Regions from separate parts of the Homo sapiens genome. Here region 1 is linked to region 2. The links are chromatin contacts, found by Hi-C or POLR2A ChIA-PET in ENCODE. All regions are on one chromosome and are shown on one strand. The core of a region is the stretch at or near the end of the contact, and the rest is flanking DNA. Distances in the headings are between cores, read along the strand shown. Region 1 holds the start of MYDGF (myeloid derived growth factor). Region 2 holds the start of UHRF1 (ubiquitin like with PHD and ring finger domains 1).

Evidence for each region. A loop is a pair of places that touch in the nucleus more often than their neighbours do. ChIA-PET counts read pairs that join two places held with the same protein, here RNA polymerase II (POLR2A). Pooled maps may share reads with other maps.
Region 1: a pooled map shows a loop between it and region 2 (12-fold over the local background). The contact joins the promoter of MYDGF here to the promoter of UHRF1 in region 2. A Hi-C loop is called at or near these places in 8 of 50 pooled maps. POLR2A ChIA-PET finds 5 or more read pairs at or near these places in 4 of 52 experiments (BJ, WTC11, activated CD8-positive, alpha-beta memory T cell and 1 more).

What each region holds. Positions count from the first base shown.
Region 1 is chr19:4,665,910-4,672,806 of GRCh38, reverse strand. It overlaps MYDGF (myeloid derived growth factor), which reads left to right and starts at 2,465. Exons shown (of 6, transcript NM_019107.4): 1 at 2,465-2,646; 2 at 4,162-4,212. The coding sequence starts at 2,473. RefSeq lists a silencer at 2,076-2,465.
Region 2 is chr19:4,907,235-4,914,306 of GRCh38, reverse strand. It overlaps UHRF1 (ubiquitin like with PHD and ring finger domains 1), which reads right to left and starts at 4,806. Exons shown (of 17, transcript NM_001048201.3): 1 at 4,652-4,806; 2 at 3,269-3,431. The coding sequence starts at 3,421. It also overlaps a transcript of ARRDC5 not described here. RefSeq lists silencers at 3,948-4,467, 4,968-5,047 and an enhancer at 4,867-5,773.

The sequences.
Region 1 (6,897 bases), core at 1,216-3,715, 240 kb after region 2:
GACTCCATCAGTGGAACCGTGCTGTGTCACTCACCTAAGGAACAGGGCTGCTCTGTGCTTGTCCAGTTTATGGAGACAGTGTCTCATGGGTCCAGAACAGACAGCTGCATGGAGGAAGAGATTTGTTTGTTTATTTCTTTATTTATTAAGACGGAGTCTTGCTCTGGGACCCAGGCTGGAGTGCAGTGGCATGATCTCAGCTCACCGTAACCTATGCCTCCTGGGTTCAAAAGATTCTCCTGCCCCAGCCTCCCAGGTAGCTGGGATTACAGGCGCCCACCACCATGTCCGGCTATCTTTAAAAAATAATCTTAAAATATCTTTAAATATATATATATATAAGTATATATATGAATATATGAATATATATAAGTATATATGTGAATATATGAATATATATAAGTATATATATGAATATATGAATATATATAAGTATATATATGAATATATGAATATAAGTATATATATGAATATATGAATATAAGTATATATATGAATATATGAATATAAGTATATATATATGAATATATTAATATATATATTCATATATATGAATATATATTCATATATATGAATATATGAATATATATAAGTATATATGAATATATGAATATATATATAAGTATATATGAATATATGAATATATATTCATATATATGAATATATGAATATATATTCATATATATGAATATATAAGTATATATGAATATATGAATATATAAGTATATATGAATATATGAATATATATTCACATATGTGAATATATGAATATATATTCACATATGTGAATATATGAATATATATATTCACATATGTGAATATATGAATATATATATTCACATATGTGAATATATGAATATATATATTCACATATGTGAATATATGAATATATATATTCACATATGTGAATATATGAATATATATATAGGAATGGGGTCTCACTATGTTGCCCAGAATGGTCTAGAACTCCTGAGGTCAAGCAATCCACCCACCTTGGCCTCCCGAAGGGTTGGAATTACAGGCATGAAGTATCACGCCCGGCCAATAAATTTCCTAACGCAAGCAGGTATCCCAATTTAGAACAGGCTGCCACTGCAGAAAGGCAACTGGCTTGGACTTCTGTCATTGGCAGAGGAGTCAGCCTCCACGGGGATCCTTCTCACCTCCCTGGGGCTCACCACCCTCCGTAGCTATGGAGTAGAGTGATTTAATTCCTCAAAGGGTGAATTATAACCCATCTTAGGAGTCATCTATGACGTTTTCTCTCTGGATTCTGTTTTTTGCCAGTTGGGAAGGACTAGAAACACCAGCTTAATTATTGACCCCCCAGGCCTGGCCACTGGTGTTTTCTTGAAATGTTAAGCCATTTGTAACCAAAGAATGACTTCCTTCTCTAGTTGAAAACCTGGGATCTAATGATAGCAATAGCTACAATATATAATTCTCAGTTCATTCGTCCCGGTGTGGGAACTTAATTCCCTCACTTACTCCTCCCAACAACTCCTTGAGGTAGGGATTATTTTCTTTTTAACTTTTTATTTTGAAATAATTTTTGCCTCCCAGAAAATCTGCAGAAACTGTAGGGTTTCCTAATACGCTTCATCCAACTCCCCCTAATGTGAACATCGTCTGTAACCCCTAGGACAAGCCAGGTTATCAAAGCCAGGAAGTGAACACCCACATAATCCTATTAACAAATACACAGACTGATCGAGCGTGATGACTCACACCTGTAATCCCAGCACTTTGGAAGGCCGAGGCAGGCGGATCACTTGGGGTCAGGAGCTCAAGACCAGCCTGGCCAACATGGTGAAAACCTGTCTCTACTAAAAATACAAAAATTAGCCAGGGGTGGTGGTGAACACCTGTAGTCCCAGCTACTCGGGAGGCTGAGGCAGGTGCATCACTTGAACCTGGGAGGCGGAGAGTGCAGTGAGCCGAGATCGCGCCACTGCCCTCCAGCCTGGGCAACAAGAGGGAAACAAAAGCAAGCATCCTGCTTCTCATCCTACTTTCCCTCTGCTAATTTTGAATATCGATGCACACACATCTTGGCTGCAACGATTATGAGAAGTTCGCCTAATGGTGACCTTCGATTTCCCTCACTCCCTGTACATCTCCTAACTGAAAGAGCTGCAGTCAGTCACACGGCTGGTGAGGGACCCTGAGACCCCAAAACGAACTCCATTACCACCTGAGGGACCCTCCAAGGATCGCCGGGCTACGCAGGGTCCCTAGGGTACGAGGCCGCCCCCTCGGCGGCCCCGCCCCCTCGGCGGCCCCGCCCCCTCGGCAAAAGTCCCGCCCCCTCGACAAAGTCCCGCCCCCAAGATGGTGGCCCCGGGCGGTGGACAGGGCGGGGCGTGCCGGGTCACGTGGACAGCCGACGCCGACGTGGCCTCCGGCGGACGCTCCACGTGTCCCTCGCCGCGCCCCGTCTACCCGCCCCTGCCCTGAGGACCCTAGTCCAACATGGCGGCGCCCAGCGGAGGGTGGAACGGCGTCGGCGCGAGCTTGTGGGCCGCGCTGCTCCTAGGGGCCGTGGCGCTGAGGCCGGCGGAGGCGGTGTCCGAGCCCACGACGGTGGCGTTTGACGTGCGGCCCGGCGGCGTCGTGCATTCCTTCTCCCATAACGTGGGCCCGGGGGTACGTGCCACCGCCGTCCCGGATATTTGAGTGCTGGCAGGCCCGGGGAGGGGGCGCGGAGCATTGGGGGCGGGGCCCGAGGAGGGGGCGCGGACCGCGGAGGTGGGTACTGAAGAAGGGGTGCGGATTGTTAGGGTCGGAGGCTGAGTGGGGGGCGCGGGACCGTGAGGCCGGGGTCATCACTGGGGCAGGACTGAACTCATAGGGAGCGGGGCCTTGTGGGCCCCGGCGGCGTTGAGGGGGCGTGATCACCTGTCACCTGTCGCCTGCCTGGAGTGTCCAGGCACCCCTGCCCTCCAGACGCAGAGGTGGGGAGGGGTCAGTGATGGGAGCGGCAGGAGGCTAAAGGGCATCTGCCCTCCTGGGCCTGAAGGAAATCAGTCGCTGCAGCTCCGAAGAGGGAGGAAGTGCTCCTTCCTTCCATTGCACAAGGTCCCCCCTCACCGAGGGTGTGAGGCCGGGCCCTCAGCCCTGTACTCAGCTTGTCGGCAAAGTCCTTTCCCCTCTCAGCCTCCCTTTCCCCGCCTGTAATAACAGTATCTTTACTGTTTTTTGACTATTTCTTTTTAGACTTGCGTGCAGTGGCGGGATCTCGGCTCACTGCATCCTTAGCCTTCTGGGTTCAAGCAATTCTTCTGCCTCAGCCTCCCCAGTACCTGGGATTACAGACGTGTGCCACCACACCCGGATAATTGTTGTTGTTGTTGTTTGAGATGGAGCCTCACTCTGTCGCCCAGGCTGGAGTGCAGTGGCGCGATCTTGGCTCACTGCAACCTCTGCCTCCCAGGTTCATGCCATTCTCCTGCCGCAGCCTCCCAAGTAGCTGGGACTACTAATCTTTGTATTTTTAGTACAGATGGGATTTCACCATGTTAGCCAGGCTGGTCTTGAACTCCTGACCGCAGGTGACCCGCCCACCTCGGCCTCCCAAAGTGATGGGATTACAGGCGTGAGCCACTGTGCCAGGCCAGTTTGTTGACTACTTCCTTATAGTTAGGTGTGATGCCAAGTCCTTTATATGTTAGGCCCAAGTTACAGATGAGAAAATGCTTCACATAAAAAAGAGAAACAGAGAGAAACTAGAGGCTCAGAAAAGTTTTCACTTGTCCAGGTCCCATGGCAAAACCCATCTCTACAAAAATACGAAAAATTAGCCAGGTGTGGTAGCAGGTGCCTGTAATCCCAAGTACTCAGGAGGCTGAGGCAGGAGAATCGTTTGAACCCGGGAGGCAGAAGTTGCAGTGAGCTGAGATCATCCCACTTCAGCCTGGGCGACAGAACAAGACTCTGCTTCAAAAAAAAAAAAAAAAATTAGTCGGGTGTGGTGGTTGCGTACCTATTGTCTCAGTTACTTGAGAGGCTGAGGCAAGAGGATTACTCAAACCTGGGAGTTCGAGGCTGCAGTGAGCTGTCATTGTGCCCCTGCACTCCAGCTTGGGTGACAGCAAGACCCCGTCTCTTAAACAAAATAAAAATTTCCTTCTACCAAACCTTTTTTTTCCTTCCATTCTCTAGGACAAATATACGTGTATGTTCACTTACGCCTCTCAAGGAGGGACCAATGAGGTGAGTTGTTCAAAATTCCCTCTAGCTTACTGTGACAGTATCCATTGTTGTAGGGAGATGTTCTGTAGCAGACAGCAGGGTTGGGTCTCACCTATATCACCTTACACTCATTGAATGACTCTTCCTAAACCAATAAAAAGGGAGAGTATTGGCATTAAACAGTGACGACAGATTCTGCTGTTATTATTCTACAGAGCAAGCAAATGTCTGGACAGAAGGAGGGAGGGGAGATGGGAGTCTGCCATCCCCATGAGCATCTGTTGGGATGTTGTATTTTATGTGCAGTGCAACAAGTTATCACAGCTTAGGGGCTTAAAACAGCACCCATTTATTATCTCATAGCTTTGTAGGTCAGAAGTCTGGGTCAGCTCAGTTGTGTGCTTCATAAAACCAAACTCAAGGTATTTTGGGAGGCTGAGGCGGGCAGATCACCTGAGGTCAAAGTTCGAGACCAGCCTGGCCAACATGGCAAAACCTCATCTCTACTAAAAATACAAAAATTAGCTGGGCATGGTGGCACATGCCTGTAGTCCCAGCTACTCAGGAGGCTGAGGCAGGAGAATCACTTGAACCCAGGAGACGGAGGTTGCAGTGAGCCAAGATTGTGCCACTGCACTCCAGCCTGGGCAACAGAGCGAGACTCTGTCTCAAAAAATAAATAATAAATAAATAAAGGTATCACAGGCAAGGCATGGTGGCTCATGCCCCATCTCTACAGAAAATAAAAAAATTAGCCCAGCGTGGTGGCGTGCACCTGTGGTTCCAGCTACTTGGGAGACTGAGGTGGGAGGATCGCTTGAGCCCAGGAGGTCAAGGCTGTAGTGAGCCGTGATTGTGCTACTGGGCAACAGAGCAAGACCCTGTCTCAAAAAAAAAAAAAGTCTCTGGGCTGGGAGAAGAATCCTCTCCTTCAAGCTCTTAGTTGGCAGAATTCAGTTACTTGTGGTTCAGGGACCAAGGTCCCGGTTTCCTTGCTGGCTGTTGTCTCCAGCTGGTGGCAGAAGAGCCAGTAAAGATGATTTGGGCCAGGCACAGTGGCTCATGCCTATAATCCCAGCACTTTGGGAGGCCAAGGCTGGCGAATCACCTGAAGTCAGGAGCTCCAGACCAGCCTGGCCAACATGGTGAAACCCCGTCTCTACTAAAACTACAAAAATTAGCCGGGCGAGCCAGGCGCACTGGCTCATGCCTGTAATCCCAGCACTTTGGGAGGCCGAGGCGGGTGGATCACAAGGTCAGGAGATCGAGACCATCCTGGCTAACACGGTGAAACCCCGTCTCTACTAAAAATACAAAAAATTAGCCGGGTGTTTTGGTGGGCACCTGTAGTCCCAGCTACTGGGGAGGCTGAGGCAGGAGAATGGCGTGAACCCGGGAGGCGGAGCTTGCAGCGAGCCAAGATCGCGCCACTGCACTCCATCCTGGGCGACAGAGCGAGACTCTGTCTCAAAAAAAAAAAAAAAAAAAAAAAAAGGGTGATTTGAAGCACATGGACACATACGCCACTGCTGCCCTTGAGGGAACTGCAGGGCAGGGAATACACGCGGCCTCTAGGAGCTGAGAACAGCCTCTGGCTGGCAGCAAGGAAATGAAGACTTCAGTCCCGCAACCAAGAGGAACTGAAATCTGCCACAACCACAAGAGCTTGGAAGAGGACCTTGAGCTACCAGTAAGAGCCTAGCCCGGTCAACACCTTGAGATGGGTTTCGCCATGTTGGCCAGGCTGATCTTGAACTGCTGACCTCAAATGATCAGCCTGCCTCGGCCTCCCAAAGTGCTGGGATTACAGGTGTGAGCCACCGGTGCCCGGCCTCCTAGAGATTTTTCTGTATCCTATGTAAAGCGCTTCAGTTGCATGGACGTGTGGAGTTGACAATCCCGTACTAATGGATTGAGGGTTACTTCCAACCCAGTCCGTGAATAACCTTGGCCAGGGTTCATTGTACAAGTGCAGTTACATCTGTGGGAAAACCACCCAGAAGTGGGATTCATGGGTCCATTTTCTTAAAAGTAAAACTGGGCTGGGCGCGGTGGCTCACGCCTGTAATCCCAGCACTTTGAGAGGCCAAGGCAGGTGGATCGCCTGAGGTTGGGAGTTTGAGACCAGCCTTGCTAAGATGGTGAAACCCCATCTCTACTGAAAATACAAAAGTTAGCAGGGCGTGGTGGCACGCGCCTGTAATCCCAGCTACTCAGGAGGCTGAGGCAGGAGAATCGCTTGAACCCACGAGGCAGAGGTTGCAGTGAGCTGAGATCGCACCACTGCACTCCAGCCTGGGTGACAGAGCGAGACTCCATCTCAAAAAAAAAAAAAAAAGTAAAACTGTATGTTTTGAGATCATGGTAGATTTACATTCACTTGTAAGAAATCCTACAGAGAGATCCAAGTACCGTTTAACCAGGTTCCCCGGTGGTAACATCGTGCAAGAGGCCAGTCATTTTAGAGATGGGGTCTCGCTATGTTGCCCAGGCTGGTCTCGAACTCTTGGGTTCAAGTGATCATCCCACGTTGGCCTCCCAAAGTGCTGGGATTACAGGCATGAGCCACCATGCCCAGCCTGCATTTTCCATTTTGCTTGTACCTGTTGCAGCTCCACCGACAACCTGGAATAGTCTTGGTTTTCACACCCATATGGTGTGTTAGCAGACAGGAGGGCTTTTGCCCTTCTGACCTGGGAGAAAAAG
Region 2 (7,072 bases), core at 3,557-6,056:
CCTGCAGACTTCACGCTCTGGGAGGTGCTGCTGTGTGCCTCTGTCCCGCCTTCCCGCCACTGTCCAAACCTCCCTGCTGCCAGCTCACTTTCCCAGCCATGCAAGTGGGGAAACTGCATCACCTCTCTGTGGCCCGGAAGACAGAAGCAACGACACGATCTCTTAAAAGCTACTGCATGGGGGCCGGATGCGACGGTTCACACCTCTAATCCCAGCACTTTGGGAGGCCAAGGTGGGGGAGGGGGGTGTGAATCACCTGAGGTCGGGAGTTCGAGACCAGCCTGACCAACATGGAGAAACCCCATCTCTACTAAAAATACAAAAAAAATTAGCTGCGCATGGTGGCGCACACCTGTAATCCCAGCTACTCGGGAGGCTGAGGCAGAAGAATCGCTGGAACCCAGGAGGTGGAGGTTGAGGTAAGCCGAGATCACGCAATTGCACTCCACCTTGGGCAATAAGAGCGAAACTGTCTCCAAAAAAAAAAAAAAAAAAAAAAGCTACTGCATGGGAAACAGCCACAGGGTAAGGGAACTAAGAGGCGGTTATGAAGGTTACACAGGAACACTGAATCTTTTCATAACTACCAGAGCTGACCTGGGAGACGAAATTCAGTGTTGAGAGCCCAGTCTCAGAAACCAAAATCCCAGGTTCCAATCCCAGCTCCCTGTTCAGTCCGGGTGAGTTCCGGCAAGGCTAGGGCCAGGTGTCATCACTGCGGACATCCTGACAATTAAAAGCACAATGTACGTGGCTGGGTGCAGTGGTTCACACCTGTAATCCCAGCACTTTGGGAGACGGAGGTAGGTGGATCACCTGAGGTCAGGAGTTCAAGACCAGCCTGGCCAACATGGTGAAACTCCGTCTCTACTAAAAATACAAAAAATTAATCAGGCGTGGTGGTGGGTGACTGTAATCCCAGCTACTTGGGAGGCTAAGGCAGGAGGATCGCTTGAACTTGGGAGATGAAGGTTGCAGTGAGCCCAGATCGAGCCACTGCACTCCAGCCTGGGCAACAAGAATGAAACTCCATCTCAAAAAAAAAAAAAAAAAAGCACAATGTACATGTCTAATTAACATACGTGTTCCTGTCATTGTCACACTAAACTTAGAAATGTGACAGACACTATTGTATGACTCAAGTATTATGTTACAAATGAGGGGAGATAGGGGTTTTGGGTTGCATGGATGTAGACATTTGTCAAAATTATTCAGTCTGTCTAACATCTGTTTCACTATAGACAAAGCTTTTAGGTCCGGCACTGTAGCTCACGCCTGTAACCCCAAAACTTTGAGAGGCCAAGGCAGGAGGGTCACTTGAGCCCAGGAGACCACCCTGGGCAATATAATAAGACCCCATCTCTACAAAAGATACAAAAACTAGCCAGGCATGGTGGTGCATGCCTATAGTCCTAGCTACTTGGGAGGCTGAGGCTGGAGGATTGCTTGAGCCCAGGAAGCTGAGGCTATAGTGAGCTGTGATCGTGCCACTGCAACACAGCCTGGGCAGAGTGAGATCCTGTCTCAAATAGGAACAACAACAAAAAAAATCAATGAAAACAGAACCAAAAACAAATACTGAGCTCTAGGTACTGACGGTGTGCTGCAGTAATAAGGGAAAGGTGGACTGGTGTCTGCAACTTACTTTGAAATGCATCCCAAAAAGATGGATTGGCGGGCAGAGAGAAAGACAGAGCGCTTCAAGATAAACCTAATAAGTCAGAATACCGATGGTGAAATCTACATGGCAGGTGTGTCTAGGTGTTTTCCCATTCCTGCATGGTTGAAATGCAAAAGTTAAAATGCTAGCTCGGTGGCTGGCATAGAGTGGATACTCAGCATTATCTCCTCTCCTGAACTTGGGAGCATGAGAGTCCAACCCGCCACTGACCTACGCTGTGAACTTAGAAGGTCCTTGCAGGCTTCAGAAACTCTTTGTGAAATGAAGCCTTCTGTGCTGACCCAATAGGCTGAGTGGCAAATCAAAATCAGTTTGGATGCCACAAAGGGAGCACGCATCATAGGAGGAGGGAGGAAGAGAGCGCCAGGCGGAGCTCCTCTGTCGAGCCCGGCCCTGCCTCTTCTCTGCACACACGCGGCTTGCACCGTCAACTCCCCAAGTTCTCCAGATCGCCTCCTCCCGGGGCAGGGCGGGTTAACTCAGATTCTTAAGACTCAAGTCATCACGTCTCTTACGGGAAGAGGGCTAATGAAGGTCTCCTATGGCATGCAAGCCAGAGAAATTAATCATCAGGTCTCATCTGGAGTGAGCAGGCATGATCCTCCCAGCCCCCAAAAACCCCTGGCCGGGCGCAGTGTTTATTTTCCAACCTAGACACCAGATGGCAGCAGTACCCGGTTCAAAATCCAACAACAACACAGTGGGGTACACGCAGCTCAACTGACGACTTTTAATCCAGTTCCAGTAGTCTACGCCCGTCCCCACGGTCCAACCAACTCCAGCAGATGGGACCTACACCTTCGATCACACTGTCTCATCCTGCCGGGAAACCCCACTCCCAGTAGGTCCCACAGTCCCCCACAAAAACACCAACCAAAGTAGCACCTCCACCCCCAGGTGCCAATGGAGGGAGCGCCCCAAACGTGGCAGCTATGAAATCAAAGGGGGACATTTTAAATGCAACGAGGGGCTGGAGACAGAACAGAGAAAGAGACGAGGGTCGGTGGACCCCTCGGGGACCACACGCCCCAGGTCAGCAGCAGCCGCAGCACAGCAGGCTCAGGGTGGCGGAAATTCCTGATTAGCAAGCGCCATCTCCAGACTCTGAATAAGCTAATCCAAATTTTTAGAAACAAACACTCGCAGGGTCTGATGCTTAACCGGTACAGGCTGAGAGCAATTGGTGGTGGATGTTTAAAAAAGAAAACCTGGTCCCCTCCGTCCTAGCTACCAGATGGTCCTGGGCCCTTTCTCGAAAATTCCTCAGCCTTCCATCGGCCACCTCCAAAACTTCTTTCTCTAGCCATTATTTTGAGGCGGAGCTTTGAAAAAAGAAGTTTAAAAGCCCAGACCCTATAGATTCGAGGGCCAGCCGCCAGCCCAGCGTGTCAATCTGTGAGTCCTCCCTTTGTTCCTTCCTCTCGCAGGCATTTGAGGTTTCTGTGGACTTCTCCTTCCGGGAGAGATGAAGTGGGACCGGACGAGGTTGTTGGGGGGGGAGGTGGGAGGGAGAAAGTATCGGCTGGTGGCTGCAGAGGCGCGAGGCCTGGACCAGGCATAGAACAAAGGTGCTGGCGGCGGGTGTACCTGTTTGCCCCTGTAGAACAGCCTCTGCAGGCCTGGCTCCACGTGGAACAGCTCCTGGATCTTCCGCCTCAGCTCCTCCACCTTGGTCAGCCTGGACAGCGAGTCCACCGTGTGGGTCTGCCTCCCGTCCATGGTCCGAACCTGGATCCACATGGTGTCGGCGCTGAGGGGAGGGACAGCAAAAACCCCCATCAGTTTTACCAGCACCTCTGAGCCATGCCATGCTCTAAGGAGTCGGGGTTGCTTTTGTCCGGCCTGTGGACACCAGGAAACTCCCAGGATGCCCTTCCAGTCCTCCTGTACAGCCAGACCCTGGCCAGGACCAGACACAACAAATTAAGCACTTAAGGCATTAACGACTAGCCAAGTGTTGAAGATTGAGGAGGAAGGAGAATGAAAAGAGGGAATTGAAAGAAAAGCAGAAGGTCCAACCCATCCCTCCTTCCCCACGACCAGAGGAGAAAGGAGGCCCGGGCCAAGTGGCCGAGTTGGTTCGTTTATTCATTCATTCATTGATTCATTCATTCCTCGGATTCCTATTTACGGAAGAGGGAATCCCAGAAGTCCAGCGCGGGCCGGAACTTCAGAAGTCCCGGGGGAACTCAACCAAGTGCCACTGAGAGGGAAAAACCCCACCCGAGATCCGCGGACCCCGGGACCCCTCGGTGCCCACGCCCCCCCTCCTTGCCGGCCCCCCCCGCGCGCGTGCGCGACCGGGCCCGCCCCGCGGTGGCCATGGTAACCGGCCGCCCCGTCCCGGCCACCCGCGAGCGCGCGCGCCCCGCGACTCACCTCGACCTCCAACCCCCGGCAGCTCGCGCCCCTCCAAACCCTGGACCCTCGGCGTCCCTCCCGCACTCCCACTGGCCCGCGCGGGTCGCGCCAGCGAGCCCACGCCCACCCCCGCCGCCGGGACTACAGAGGGGGCCCCCGCTCGTCAAGTCCCGCCCCCCTTCACTTGAGCCGCCTCTTATTGGCTCCGCAGCACCCGGCCGCCCCGCCCCGCTCGCTCCCCATTGGCCCAGATGCTCCCGGGGAACTCAGGGCGCGCGAAATCGGGCTCGGGCGCGACAATTGAATCGCGGGGCGCCCCGCGCGCAGGCGCGGAGCCTGACATCCTCCCCGGCGGCTCGCCAGGCCCTCCCCCACCCGGCGCGCTCGACCCCCCGCCGGGCTCCGGGGACGCAGCGCTGGTCCCGGCTCCAGCCGGATGTGTGCCGGGGAACGATTCCCGAGGGTTAGGTGGAAGGGGAGGCCCTGGATCCCGGGACAGAGTGCGGGACATGCGTGCGCCCGGGCTGGCCGCGCGGGAAAGTTTTGCAAAGTTCCCGAGCCCCGTGCGCCCGGCCCGGGCTGGCACCCCGACCCGGCCCGCCCGCTCACCTCTCCGGTCGCCGCGAACAGCTTGTCTGCCTGCGCGCGTGGCCCGGCTGGGGATGGCGATGAAACCGCGTGCGTGGCCCGGACCCCGCGCGGACTTGCGTGCGACCCGGAGCGCCCGCTCGGCAAACGCTGCCCGCCGCGCTGCCAGCTGCTCTGATTTTTTTCCCGCGAAAACTCGGCATTTGGGAGTTGCGGGGCCGCAGGAGGCCGTGCCGGGGGCGGGCGCCTGCCTCCTGATTGGCCGACGCAGTGGCGGGAAGCGAGAAAGAGGGTGGGGGGCGCCCCCGCCTCTGTCCACGGCGCCTCCGCCTAGTGGGCCACGGCTCCGCCCAGCCCTGCGCGCTCTGCTGGGCGCGCCCAGCGTGCAAAGGGGCTGCGTGGCAGGGCCTGGTCACCCCCCGCACGTGGACACCCCAGGAGCCTTGGGGACCCCCAGGGTACAGACCCCCTGAACTCTTAAGTCCAAGTCCGTTCGCAGCCCCCCACTCGCACGCATTGACCAGTAGGTCTAAGAAGGCCGGAATCAATGTGTAAATACTGCGAGGGAATGTGGGGGGCCCCTAGGAGACCACCTGCACCCTGATGGCTCGCCCGATCGCCCCAAGCCCCACTGCCTGGCGTCAGGGCCTGCCAGGGCTCCCCACTCTACCCACCCGCAGGGCTTGTTTGCTGTCTTTTCCCGCCTCGTTTTCCCGCCTTCTCCAGGCTGTCCAGGCGGGCAGGGCTGCCCTGCCCCCTCCGCCCTGTCTGTTCCACTCTGACCAGTCCTGGCGGGCACAGGAGTGACCTGTGCTGGGCACCTACAAAGCAGCCGGACAGGTTGCTCAGAGCTGCAGAACCCAGCGGTGTACATGGCAGACCCAGTTGGTGGTCTCAGGGAGGGAAAATTCCTATCTGGGGGAGACAGGCAAGAAATGAATAACTAAAGCAGATAATTTCAGATGATTCCTTATAGGAGAGTGACCAGCAGCCATGTGGTGGGAGGCGGGGAGAGAGGATACTCTCTCACTGGGGCCACTGCGGTGGGCCTCTCAGAGAAGATGACATTTGAGCTGGAATCGGAGATGAGACTCCAAGGACAGATGGGTCTAGGAGGGAAAGTCAAACCCAGAGGCCGGAAAAGGCTTAGAGGTGTCCAGGGAGCAGGAAGGGGCTGGTGTGGTTGGGGCCCACTGAGCAAAGGGGAGGGGGAGTTGAGGTCAGAGGGGTGATATATAATACCTTGAAGGCCACCGGGGAGGACTTTGGTCTTTCCCTTGAGAGCTGTGAGCAGAAAAATGTTGAGTTCCCACTTAGCTTTTTACAGTTTCTTCGTCACTCTATTAAGTCTCCTCTATCTGGTCAGTGGGACTTCTGCTATGTCCCTAATATAGGAGACAGATCATGGCCCCCGAAGATATGCGTCTCTAGACCCCCACGTCCTCGCCCCCAGGATCTGTGAATACAGTGCCTTACACAGCTAAAAGGACTTTGCAACTTTGCAGGTGTGATTCAGTTAATGATTTTGAGTTGGGGAGCGTCTCCTGGGTGATCCAGGTGGGCACAATGTCCTTAAAAGGTCCTAATAAGTGAAAAAGGGATACAAAAGGTCAAAGTCAAAGGAGATGGGAAAGTGGAAGCAGGCTTTACAATGATCAGGCCAAGGGCCGGGCGCGTTGGCTCACACCTGTAATCCCAGCACTTTGGGAGGCCGAGGCAGGCAGATCACCTGAGGTCAGGAGTTCGAGACCAGCCTGACTAACATGGAGAAACCCCGTTTCTACTAAAAACACAAAATTAGCCTGGCGTGGTGGCACATGTCTGTAATCCCAGCTACTCGGGAGGCTGAGGCAGGAGAATCGCTTGAACCCAGGAGGCAGAGGTTGTGGTGAGCCAAGATCGCGCCATTGCACTCCAGCCTGGGCAACAAAAGCAAAACTCAGTCTCAAAAAAAAAAAAAAAAAAAAAAAAAGATCAGGCCAAGAGGCAAGGAAGATGGGCAGCCTCTGGTGGCTAGAAAAAGCAAGAAAGACTCCTAGAACCCGCCCTGCCCCTAAAATTTATTTCAGACTTCTGACCTCCCAAACTGTAAGATGATAAATGTGTGGGCCGGGCGTGGTGGCTCACACGTGTAATCCCAGTACTTTGGGAGGCCGAGGCAGGCAGATAACTGGAGGTCAGGAGTCGCCAGACTAGCCTGGTCAACATGGTGAAACCCCATCTCTACTAAAAATACAAAAATTAGCCAGGTGTGGTGGCCGGCGCCTGTAATCCCAGCTACTCGGGAAGCTGAGGCAGAGAATTGCTTGAACCTGGGAAGCGGAGGTTCCAGTGAGCAGAGATCGTGCCACTGCACTTCAGCCTGGACAACAGAGCGAGACTGTGTCTCAAAAAAAAAAATTAGCTGGGCAGGGTGGTGTGTGCCTATAATCCCAGCTACTC